Regions from separate parts of the Homo sapiens genome. Here region 1 is linked to region 2. A link is a loop called in an ENCODE intact Hi-C map of the cell type or tissue named here. Cell type or tissue: IMR-90. All regions are shown on one strand. Links, peaks and the distances in the headings refer to the core of each region. The heading gives the core; the rest is flanking DNA. Region 1 overlaps LOC124906267 (a long non-coding RNA gene). Region 2 has its middle 650 kb from the start of NECTIN3-AS1.

Region 1 (5,393 bases), core at 303-5,302, 690 kb after region 2:
TGAAGCTAACTAAGCCTTGCCCAGTCTTGTGTGAAAATATTGCAATGGTGGCATTAAATCTTCCCTCTTAAAATTCCAGCTCTGAAACAAGGTCTACTCCAAGCCACTTCAAAAAAAGTGAGTCACATTCATTTTCAACAACAAAGAACAAAGATGCTTACTGCGATAGTACAATCCCTTAGGATTTTGAAGAACTCTTTTCATAACATTATTTCTCTCAAAGAAAGTTAAAATTTGCCTGATAATAACGTGGTAGGTGCTGCAGGATCCTACAAATATCAGTGAACAACCTTTAATAAGACATAAAAATTCTCAATATGCATTGATACTAGTTTCTCATAAGAACAGATATTTCACAAGAAAAAGGGCAAATCCACCAGCTAGTCTTTAGATTAGAAGCAGGCACTAGAAATGTTCAGCAGCTGCACAAAGAGATATCAAAGCTAGCACTTTGTCTTTTGATGAAGCATTGCCCTTTTCCCCAAGTAATATCTAATCTATTAATAAATGCTGTACCCAAAAATAGTAACACCAATGCTCGTGTGCTCATTGTCAGGGGCCTGGAATACATGGCAGATATTGGCTAATCATTATAGAGCTTCTTTCTCTATATTATGAATAAGAAAAAGGCTACTAGCCAAGAGACTGTTATTGAGATGCCCTTTCAGGTGTGCTAAATAAAACAAGTTCTTACTCCAAAGCCACCTTCTCTAATGAACTGATATTAGCACAATTGAGAAATGGCATGGGTCAGGAAAAAATGAGGAATCTGAAAACTATAATTGGAACCTAATTTTTTTTGCCTTCAGTATTATTGCTATGAATGTGTCTGGAAAATATCTCAGCCTCTGTTTCTCATCTGTAAAGTGGGTCTCTCCATACTGCTTAATTTATTACTGTGAGGATGAAATGAATAAAAGTGTATATAACACCTTTAAAAAGGTAAAGCCTTATGCACATATAAGTGATTATTGTTCTTACTGACACTCTAAGACAAGGCTTGTAAAGAAACTAAGATAAACAAGGAAGAGCTTTCCGGGAATATTATAACTAGACTCTTCTCAGAAGACACATCGGGAAACATATAATGGTTCAGATAATTTCTTATCCAAAAAAATTTCATCACAGCAAGAATCTCTGCATAGGAGAGATGGGTCATATGTTTAAAGCAATACTTGAGACCCCCAAAGCATGTCTAGTAGCACTAAAAAGTTTGAAGATCATTTTAATAAAATTTAAGTATAAGTGAAATCCATGCACTTCTATTATAATACCACTTACCAAATAAATGTAACCATATGACTAGAGGGGGAAGTAATTGCCTTTTATTTTCTGGCCATAAAAAAGAGAACGAAATTCTAATCTTTTACTTTTCTGTTTCTTTCATTTTAATCAATAAAGAAATACAGTGAGCATTCACACTGAGTGATACATTTCAGGTAAAGGCATGAAGTATAATGCACTGAACATTCAAATTATCTCATGAAGAAAACTTGAGATCTGAGCAATTCTCAGTCATCACAGATACCTCAATACAGTCACAATCGCTCATATTTGCATTATTTACCCAAAACTTTATGGACAGTTCTAGGTATTACATTAACTCAAGATTTCAGTCTGTCAATAAGAAAGTAAACAATGGGGAGTCTATTATTTCAGATACCTACTCTATGCCCGGCAAAGTGTCAATCACTGGAAAGAGAAAGGTGTGTAATAGAGTCAGGTTCCCTGACTATAGGTAATCTCCCAGACAATCAATTAATGAAGGTAATTCCCCACCAGTGCCACCATAGTTCATGCAAAAGGGAGAGAGTCTGAGAGTGCACACTGGGAGGACCCTACAGGATCCTGGGCTTTGGCAATTCCAACTGTGGTCCATGTTCCCACCTCTTCCTTAGTCCTTAAGGCTTCCTGTTTCTAAGATGGTGTGCTTTATGGTGTCTGAAAAATAGTGTCTGGAAAATAGGATATACTTTTTCCTTCCTTCCTCATGTGAAAATGTTCATGAGTGCAAGTGGAAGAGAGAAAAACAGGGGAAGACCTTTCCCTCTTACTGGAAAAAAAATGCAGAAGGAAACAGATTTTGTTCATTTGCTCATTTTTTAAAATAAGAATTATTGAACACCTAAGACATTGCAAGACTTATGCAAGTTCCTGGAGGCACAAAGATGGCAAAAGACACTTTCTGCTGGAAAACAGGTCTCAGTTCAGCGGATGAAATGAGGAGTAAGAGGAATCTGCTCCACAGCTATAGCCATGATCTGTGGGGTTTCTGTCTTACATATATGAGTATTTCATGTCATAAGACCATTTTAAAAAGAAGCCAAAAATCCTCTCAAGGAAAAATGTAAAAACAAAACGTGGACTGCAGAAAATGGTGCTTTTTTATCTTTTCTTTTTTCTCTTGCCAATTATTTCAACCAAACAGAATTTTAAATGCACATGTATTTTGTGTTTCTTTAATACATTAACTTATTCTTTGACTCCTTTGTCAAAGAGAAACACTGTTATTACTGCACAGTACTGACATATACCCACCATCTAGTGGCCAAATCTTGTCACTACAGCCTTGCTCACATAGGGGTGAGAGGAACATCTTTCTCACATCATTTTCAGGTGGTTTTTAAGGATTACGTTTAGTGAAAAAGAAGTATTCAGACAATGATGAAGAACACAAAAAAGCAGATTTTATCTATTTTTTCCAAGCCTAAATTGTGAAACATAGAAGCAATTTATATATAAAGAATGCCCTTCCTTTGAGTGCTATAGAGAACTGCGGCTCAGCCAACCACAGCTCCAGTAGGGTTGTCTGGCTTCAGGTGACATGGCAACACCTGATGAGACTGGTGGAAACATGATCACTAGACACAAGCAGGCACACTTTAAGATCCAGACTCATACATCTCCATCCCTGTACTCACTGCAGCATGATTCACAATGGCCAACATGTGGAAGCAACGTGTTATATGTTCATCGACAGACAAATGGATAAAGATAATGCGGTATGTACAAAAAATGAAATATTATAAAGTCTTAAAAAAAGAAAATCCTGTCACATGCTACAACGTGAATGGCCTGGAGAACACGCTAAATGGAATAAGCCAGACACGGAAGGACAAACACTACGCGACATGACTTATATGCTGAGTCTAAAATAGTCAAACCCATAGGAGCAGAGAGTGGAACTGCAGTTTTCAGGGGCTAAGAGAGAATGGGGAGATATTAGTCAAAGAGTACACAGTTCCAGTTATACACGATGAATAAGTCCTAGAATCTATTGCATAGCATAGTGCCTATAGGTAACACTATTGTATACTTAAAAACTTACTAAGAAGGTAGATCATACATTGTGTTCTTACTGCAATAATAATAATGATGAGTAATAAGTGACAGTGATGATTTCATGGGTGATGTGGTTTGGCTGTGTCCCCATTCAAATCTCAGGTTGTGGCTCCCATGGTTCCCACCTGTCATGAGAGGGACACAGTGGGAGGTAGTTGAATTCTGGGGCAGGTCTTTTCCGTACTGTTCTCATGACAGTGAATGGGTCTCATAAGATCTGATGGCTTTATAAAAGGGAGTTCCCTTTCACATGTCCTCTCTTGCCTGCCGCCACATAAGACCTGCCTTTCTCCTTTTTTGCCTTCTGCCATGATTGTGAGGCCTCCCCAGCCACATGGAACCGTGAGTCCATTAAACCTCTTTTTCTTTATAAATTACCCAGTCTCGAGTATGTCTTTATTAGCAGCATGAGAATGGACTAATACAATGGGTGTACACTTATCTCCAAATGGATGGAGTTGTATACATAAAACGTGCACAGCTTTTTGTACATCAAGAGAGACCTTCCCTGACAACTCTAACTCTATAACTCTCTTTCCCCAGCTTATTTTATTCTTGACACTTGTTACTATCTGAAGTTGTACTGTAACTTACAGGTTCAAAAACAGAGTCTCCAAATCTACAGTTCAAATTCCATAAAGGAAGGGATTTTAACTGTGTTTCTTCCTGTTACCTTGAGTTGTGTTATCACAGAGAAGGTACTCACCAAACAGTTGAGGGAGAGCAAATGAACCTAGTGAGTACCTAGAAAGGGTCTGAGCAAAGGTGTAGTTGGGCAGGCTGAAGTCCATACAGAATCACATGGTGGCCTTAAAACAGGTCTTAGAATGTAGTTATACATGGTGCTAGAGTGAGCGTGGAGGAGCTAAGTGTAGTAACAGCTACACCCTTCACTAGATATGTGGCAGTTCTCCAGTTCTCTCTCTCTCTCTCTCTCTCTCTCTGTGTGTGTGTGTGTTTGTGTGTGTGTGTCTTTAAAGAGGGGAGGTAGTCATCTTTTTACAATAATTTCTTCTCAGTTCTGCTGGAGGACCTTTGCAAGTTGTAGATTCTAGTGCAACTAAATATTTTACTAACACAAACTCAGTGTGCTTGAAAACCCTTAAGCTATGAGGAGGCTAGGAAGATGCACCACAGAGAAGCAGGGAGCCAAGGGCAAGTGGGCTGCAGCTGGCCTGGGGAAACCTCATACCACCTGAACTGTCAGGAAAACAAATGCGATGGAAACACACACTTCCATTTAAAAATTCAGGGCCGGACGCGGTGCCTCATGCCTGTAATCCCAGCACTTTGGGAGGCTGAGAACAGGTGGATCACGAGGTCAGGAGATTGAGACCATCCTGGCTAACAGAGTGAAATTCTGTCTCTACTAAAAATACAAAAATTAGCTGGGCATAGTGGCAGGCACCTGTAATCCCAGCTACTCGGGAGGCTGAGGCAGGAGAATCACTTGAACCCGGGAGGTGGAAGTTGCAATGAGCCAAGATCGCGCCATTGCGCTCCAGCCTGGGTGACAGAGAGAGACTCCGTCTCAAATTAAAAAATGAAAAAATGAAAAAAAATTCAGTGGCGAAACAGAGCTCTGCCTTGAGGTGTTGAAACAGTGACAAGGGAAATGTTCGTTGGTCCCCCATTTGTTTTCTTTTTAAAGTGTTCGCCAATACTGGAATAGCTCCAGTCACGTTAGACTGCCATGCCACCGTGGCCTTGAGATTCCTTTTCTGTGCTGAATTCCATCTAATCTCAATCACATTGTTTTCTACCTTACCCAGTAATGGCACAATTAGGAGTGTCTAACAGTGAGTAGGCAACGATTCAGAATGGCTAAGTTGCAGGTCTTATAGCTCAAGAGTGAGCCCATCTGGAAAACATGGAATGGGAGCTCTTGGTGTCCTCATTTACAGGCACATGGTCAGGCTGTCAGGCTATGTTTGTAGTTCTAGAACTCCCTTTTAGTCAGATCCTCTTGAATGTACAGATGTTTGCAGTGACTAAACATAGTCACATGTACTTCCTGGTTAAAGCCTTCCCATAAAATGGTCCATAAATGA
Region 2 (5,393 bases), core at 142-5,141:
TCTAATGTCATAATTATTCTATATTTGAAACATGCAAAGTCATGAGAGATGAAGCTGAGCATGAGCAGATGAACTTGACTCAAGGAAAGCTCTGAAATCCCTTCAGCTTGTATATTAGCTAGTCACATAGCCCTCAGGTGCCTATTACTAGCTAATCTTGGGAATCCCTAAGGAATATATTGCTAGCGACCACTTTCTGGATCAGCTTTATCTCATCAGTGCCAGGTTTTAATTAATCAGTCCCACAAGGGACATGTAGTTGGTCTGTAACATAGTTCTTGGCCAATTTCTCGCTGGTATTGGCAAAGAAAATCTAGCAAATATAGAAGGTTGAAATGAAAATAGTAAATAATGTTATCTTAAATGGTGGAATTCAAGTTGGACTGTGATACTTTATGTTCAGTCTTGACTTAGAGATTATTCTCACGATTGCCCTTTTTACTTTCTTGTCATTTCCGCATTACCACCACTCTCACTATCTTCACCACTATCACTATCATCATTGTCATTAATAATTCTTACTGACTATTCTCAGGGTACTGCTGCAAAAGCTCAGATAATCTCTTAGTCTGTTTTGTGCTGCTATAATAGAATATCTGAGACTGGGTAATTTGTAGGGAACATAAGTTTATTTCTCACATTCTGGAGGCTGGAAAGTCCAAGATCAAGATGCCAGCATCTTTCAAGGGTCTTCTCGCTACATCATCCCATAGCAGAAGAGTGGGAGGGCAAAGAGAGGGCAAGGGAGAGACAAAAGAAGGCAAAACTGTCTTTTTACAAGAGACCCACTCTTGTGATAAAGCCACTAATTTATTCATGAGGGCAAAGTCTTTATGGCCTAATCACCTCTCATTAGGCCCCACCTCCCAAAACTTCCACTGGAGATTAAGTTTTCAATGCCTGCTTTTGGGGAGACACTGTCAAACCATAACAAAATCAAAATGTAGAATGTATGAAAGAGCTGCTTTTCTACAACCATTGTCCTTTAAAATGGTTGACCCCAATGATATACACATGACATTCATTTAAAAAGTTTGAAATGCACTGTTTTTGAATTCCCACAAATTTAACAAAGAATAGATAATTTATGAAGAGTTATGAATATAGAGAAGAAAGGCACTTGATACAGTTGGTCACAAAATGCTTCATATTTAGACAGCAAGGCAATCCAATCTAAGAGAGAAAATTGAAATAAAGAAGCAGAAAATATTTCTCCCTTAGGGCTTAGGGGATGGGGAATGGAAGATACTCTGTCTACAGATAAGGTCACTGATGACATGGTGATATGTAAGGATTTACAAATTCTAAAATATTATTCCATGTTGCTTAAAATTTCCATTAGAATAATACATCTGGGCTATGCACACATAAACACACACATGCATGATTTTCAGAAGAAACAGTTTTGGTAACTGGGCTTTGTGCTCTTTTAAACATACTGCAGGCACATCTGAGCTGAGATAAAAGGGGCAATGGGTACCTGGCCTTGTAACAATGTTTCTCTCTCCTTGAGTTTTTCTTCTGTTGATAGAACTGGTTTTATATCTATGTTTGTGATGGTTAATTTTATGTGTCAACTCAGCTGGGCCATGGTGCCCAGATATTTGATGAAGCATTATTATGGATGTTTTCTGTAAAGGTGTTTTTTAGATGAGATTAACATATAAGTCAGGGAACTTTTGAGTAAAGAAAAGAGCCCTCTGTAACATAAGTGGGCTTCATCCAATCAATTAAAGGCCTAAATAGAAAAAAAAGACTCAACCTCCACAACAAGAATAAATTCTGCCACAGACAGCCTTTGGACTCAAACTTCAACTCTTCCCTGAGTCTCCAGACCGGTGACCAACGTTACAAGATTTTGGATACACTGAGCCTCCATAATTGCATGAGCCAATTCTTTAAAATGAACCTCTGCTTATATATATACATTTAGATATTAACATATAAACACACACACTCATAGCCTGTGGATTCTGTTTCTCTGGAAAACTCTGGGTAATACAGATTTTGATGCTAGGAGTGCTTCTATCAGCAACTAAGTTTTTAGTGAGTATAGTTTTTTCTTTTTTTAATAATGAAAAGTACAGTTGACTCTTGAACAATGCGGTTGTTAGAGGCGCCAACCCCCATGCAATGAAAAACTCACATGTAGCATTTGACTCCTTTAACTTCTAACTAGTAATAGCCTACTGTTGACCAGAACCCTTATTGACAACATAGTCTATTAACACATATTTTATATATGTATTATATGCTTTTATATACGTATTATATACTTTCTTAGTAACATTGTTTTTCCTCTAGCTTATTTAATTGTGCAATTGAATTTGTACAACTGAATTTGTACAATTAAATAAGCTAGAGGAAAAACAATGTTACTAAGAAAATTACAGGGAAGAGAAAATATATTTGCTATTTATTATGTGGAAATGAATCATCATAAAGGTCTTCATCCTCATTGTGTTTACAGTGTGTAGGCTGAGGAGGAGTAAGAAGAGAAGAAATTGGTGTTGCTGTCTCAGATGTGGCAGACGCAGAAGAAAACTCATGTATAAGTGGACTCGTGCAATTCAGATGCATGTTGTTCAAAGGTCAACTGTATTTGCAATTGTGAGAAAAGCATAAACTCTGCTGTCAATTCTTGTATTTTGGAGGAAAACATGGTTTTGTTTTGCAAAAAAGTTATGAGTTTTATAATTTTCTTCCTTCCTCCCTCCCTCCCTTCCTTTCTTTCCTTTTTTTAAAATAATGATGCAATGATTACTCAGCTGGAATGCTGTGACTCAGAAGTGAAAAATTAGCAGATCCAATAAATAAAGGCAAAAATGGTACTTGAAATTCACAACACATAGTAATTCGCATGGGTGGTTAAATCTTAGAAAACCTAGTTAGGATAAAGTGTCTAAGATGCAGCTTTGAAAGTTTAGCTTACTGTCTTTATCACATTTGTGAATGGAATCATAATGCTTTATTTGCCAAGATTTTATTAGTTCTATAAATCTTTTTTTCAAGATGTATTGTGCCTTGTTCTTAAATATCTAGCTTAAGAAAAAAAAAGACATACATTTTTCTGTGCTTCTCAGGATTTCATACAATTTCTTTGTTAATTCATATATTTGAGAATGTTAGAGGCACAGTGTGAAATTGTTGTCTGTAATGATAATGGGTAACCACCAAAGATCCAACCATAAAAACATAATAGTGATGACGTTTCTCAACATTAATAGAAACAAAATTTCTTTATCTTAGAGATTTCAAGGTCTTATAAACCAAGGAATGCATTTCTCAGAGGAAAAGCAATAAAGTACAAATTCACCAAGTGACCAATTACGAATTTCTCACAGGGCAATAAACTTTCTTCATATTTCCTAATACTCAAGCAAGAGTCTGTTCTATGTATCAAAAGATACTAAGAAATGTTTATTAATGTGACTAGTTATTACAAAGAAAAATTCTTATTCCTGACATATTACATATGGAGAACTAAGTGGGTAGGCCAATTTGTATTTCAAAAGAATGGAGTTAGATAGACCTAAATGTAATGTTACTTTAAGGCAGATATTCTGCAGAATCAAATTAGGTTTAGTAGAGACATTAAAAAACATCTCACCATAGTGGACTTGTGTGTCCAACTCAAGGTATATTCCAACAATGCTCATCCCTTTACTTGAGTAGCTCAGTACTGAGACCTTAATTTTAATTTGCATGCTGTGTGACATTCCACCGGGTGGCAGGCTTAATTCTATGACCTCGTGATTCCCATGTCACTTTTGTTTTGTATGTTTCATGGTGACTTCCTTCTTTGACTTATCCTAGGCATGACAGCTCATGCCTGTTCAGTTCTATCTCATACATTTTTTCAAGGGTTTCTCAAAGTTCTTTTTTTTCTGTACTGAGCAATCTTTATGAAGGCAAATGTCATGTGAAGTGAAGCATTCAGGAAAATTTCTCTGTTTGTTATTTAACACTTATGAAAATGTCTCCTTCTCTGTCCACATACTTAAGCTTCTTGATATTCTCCCTGTTTTAGCCTTGATGTTAAATTAGATGACTTTAAGTAGAAGCCACAACATTTTTTTTCTACTGGGCAACAGGAAAAAAAACTTTGAAAGCCCAATTTTATTTTTGTGAGGTTAAAGAACAGGAGGACAGGTAACATGAATGACTGGCTGGAAAAAATATATTTTATTGATACATATTTATTATATTAATTATACATAATATAATACATATAGTGATACATATATGTTGATAAAACTTTTATTTTATCTATAATTTCAACTCTTATTTTAGATTTGGGGTATATGTGCAGGTTTGTTACATGGATACCTTATGTAATGCTGAGGTTGGGGTACAAATGATCCCATCACCCAGGTAGTGAGTATAGCACCCAATAGGTGGCTTTTGGACTCTTGGCCCCCTCCTTGTCTCCCCATCTTAGTAGTTTCCAGTGTCTGCTATTGCTGTCTTTATGTCCATGAGTACCCAGTGTCTAGCTTCCACTTGTAGGTGAAAATCTGCAGTATTTGGTTTTCTATTCTCGTGTTAATTTGCTTAGAATAATGGCCTCTAGCTGCATCCATACTGTCACAAAGAAATAATTTCATTATTTTTTATGGATCCACCATTGATGGGTACCTAGGCTGATTCCATGTCTTTGCTATTGTGAATAGCCCTGTGATGAATATGAGTGCTTATGTCTTTTTGTTAGAGCAATTTATTTACTTTTGGATATATATCCAGTAATGGTATTACTGGATCCAGTGGTGGTTCTAAGTTTTATGAGAAATCTCCAAACTGCTCTCCAGAGTGGATGAACTCATTTACATTCCCACCAAAAGTGTATAAGCATTTCCTTTTCTCTGACGCCTCACCAGCATGTTTTTTGTTTGTTTGTTTGTTTGTTTTTGGTAGTAGCCATTCTGACTGGTGTGAAATGGTATGTCATTGTGGTTTGGATTTAAATTTCTCTGATGATTAGTGATGTTGAACATTTTTTAATATGTTTGTTGGCTACTTGTATGTTTTCATTTGAGAAATGTCTGCCTATGTCTTTTGCCCACTTTTTAACAAAGTTATTTGTTTTCTGCTTGATGAATTGCTTAAGTACCTTATAGATTCTGGATATTAGACTTTTGTTGAATGCATAGTTTGCAAATATTTTCTCCTACGCTATAGCTTGTCTGTTTATTGATAGTTTCTTTTGCTGTGCAGAAGATCTTTAATTAGGTCCGACTTGTCATTTTTTTTGTGATTACTTTTTAGGACTTTGTCATAAATTCTTTTACAAGGCCAATGTCCAGGATAGAGTTTCCTAAATTGTTTTCTAGGATTTTTATAGTTTGACGTTGTACATTTAAATGCTTAATTAATTTTTGTATGTGATGAAAGGT

What was found. Hi-C counts contacts between places; a loop is a spot of excess contacts. Peaks named below come from ENCODE experiments on the same cell type or tissue, not always from the same donor. Only the 100,000 strongest peaks of a DNase experiment are listed, where the experiment ranks them.
Region 1: a loop joins it to region 2, with 4 times the contacts of the local background. A loop is called at or near these places in 3 of 110 quality-filtered maps.

The regions. Positions count from the first base shown.
Region 1 is chr3:109,729,234-109,734,626 of GRCh38, reverse strand. The region is part of intron 2 of LOC124906267 (a long non-coding RNA gene); the gene reads right to left. Among named protein-coding and RNA genes, the nearest start is that of MIR4445, 130 kb to the right of the region's middle. In IMR-90, for the core only: a CTCF peak has its summit at 2,555 (motif pointing left); a DNase peak (open chromatin) is centred at 2,526.
Region 2 is chr3:110,417,674-110,423,066 of GRCh38, reverse strand. No RefSeq gene overlaps it. Among named protein-coding and RNA genes, the nearest start is that of NECTIN3-AS1, 650 kb to the left of the region's middle. In IMR-90, for the core only: no CTCF peak of the experiment used is centred there; DNase peaks (open chromatin) are centred at 2,486 and 2,786; H3K4me3 peaks cover 280 bases; H3K27ac peaks cover 2,615 bases.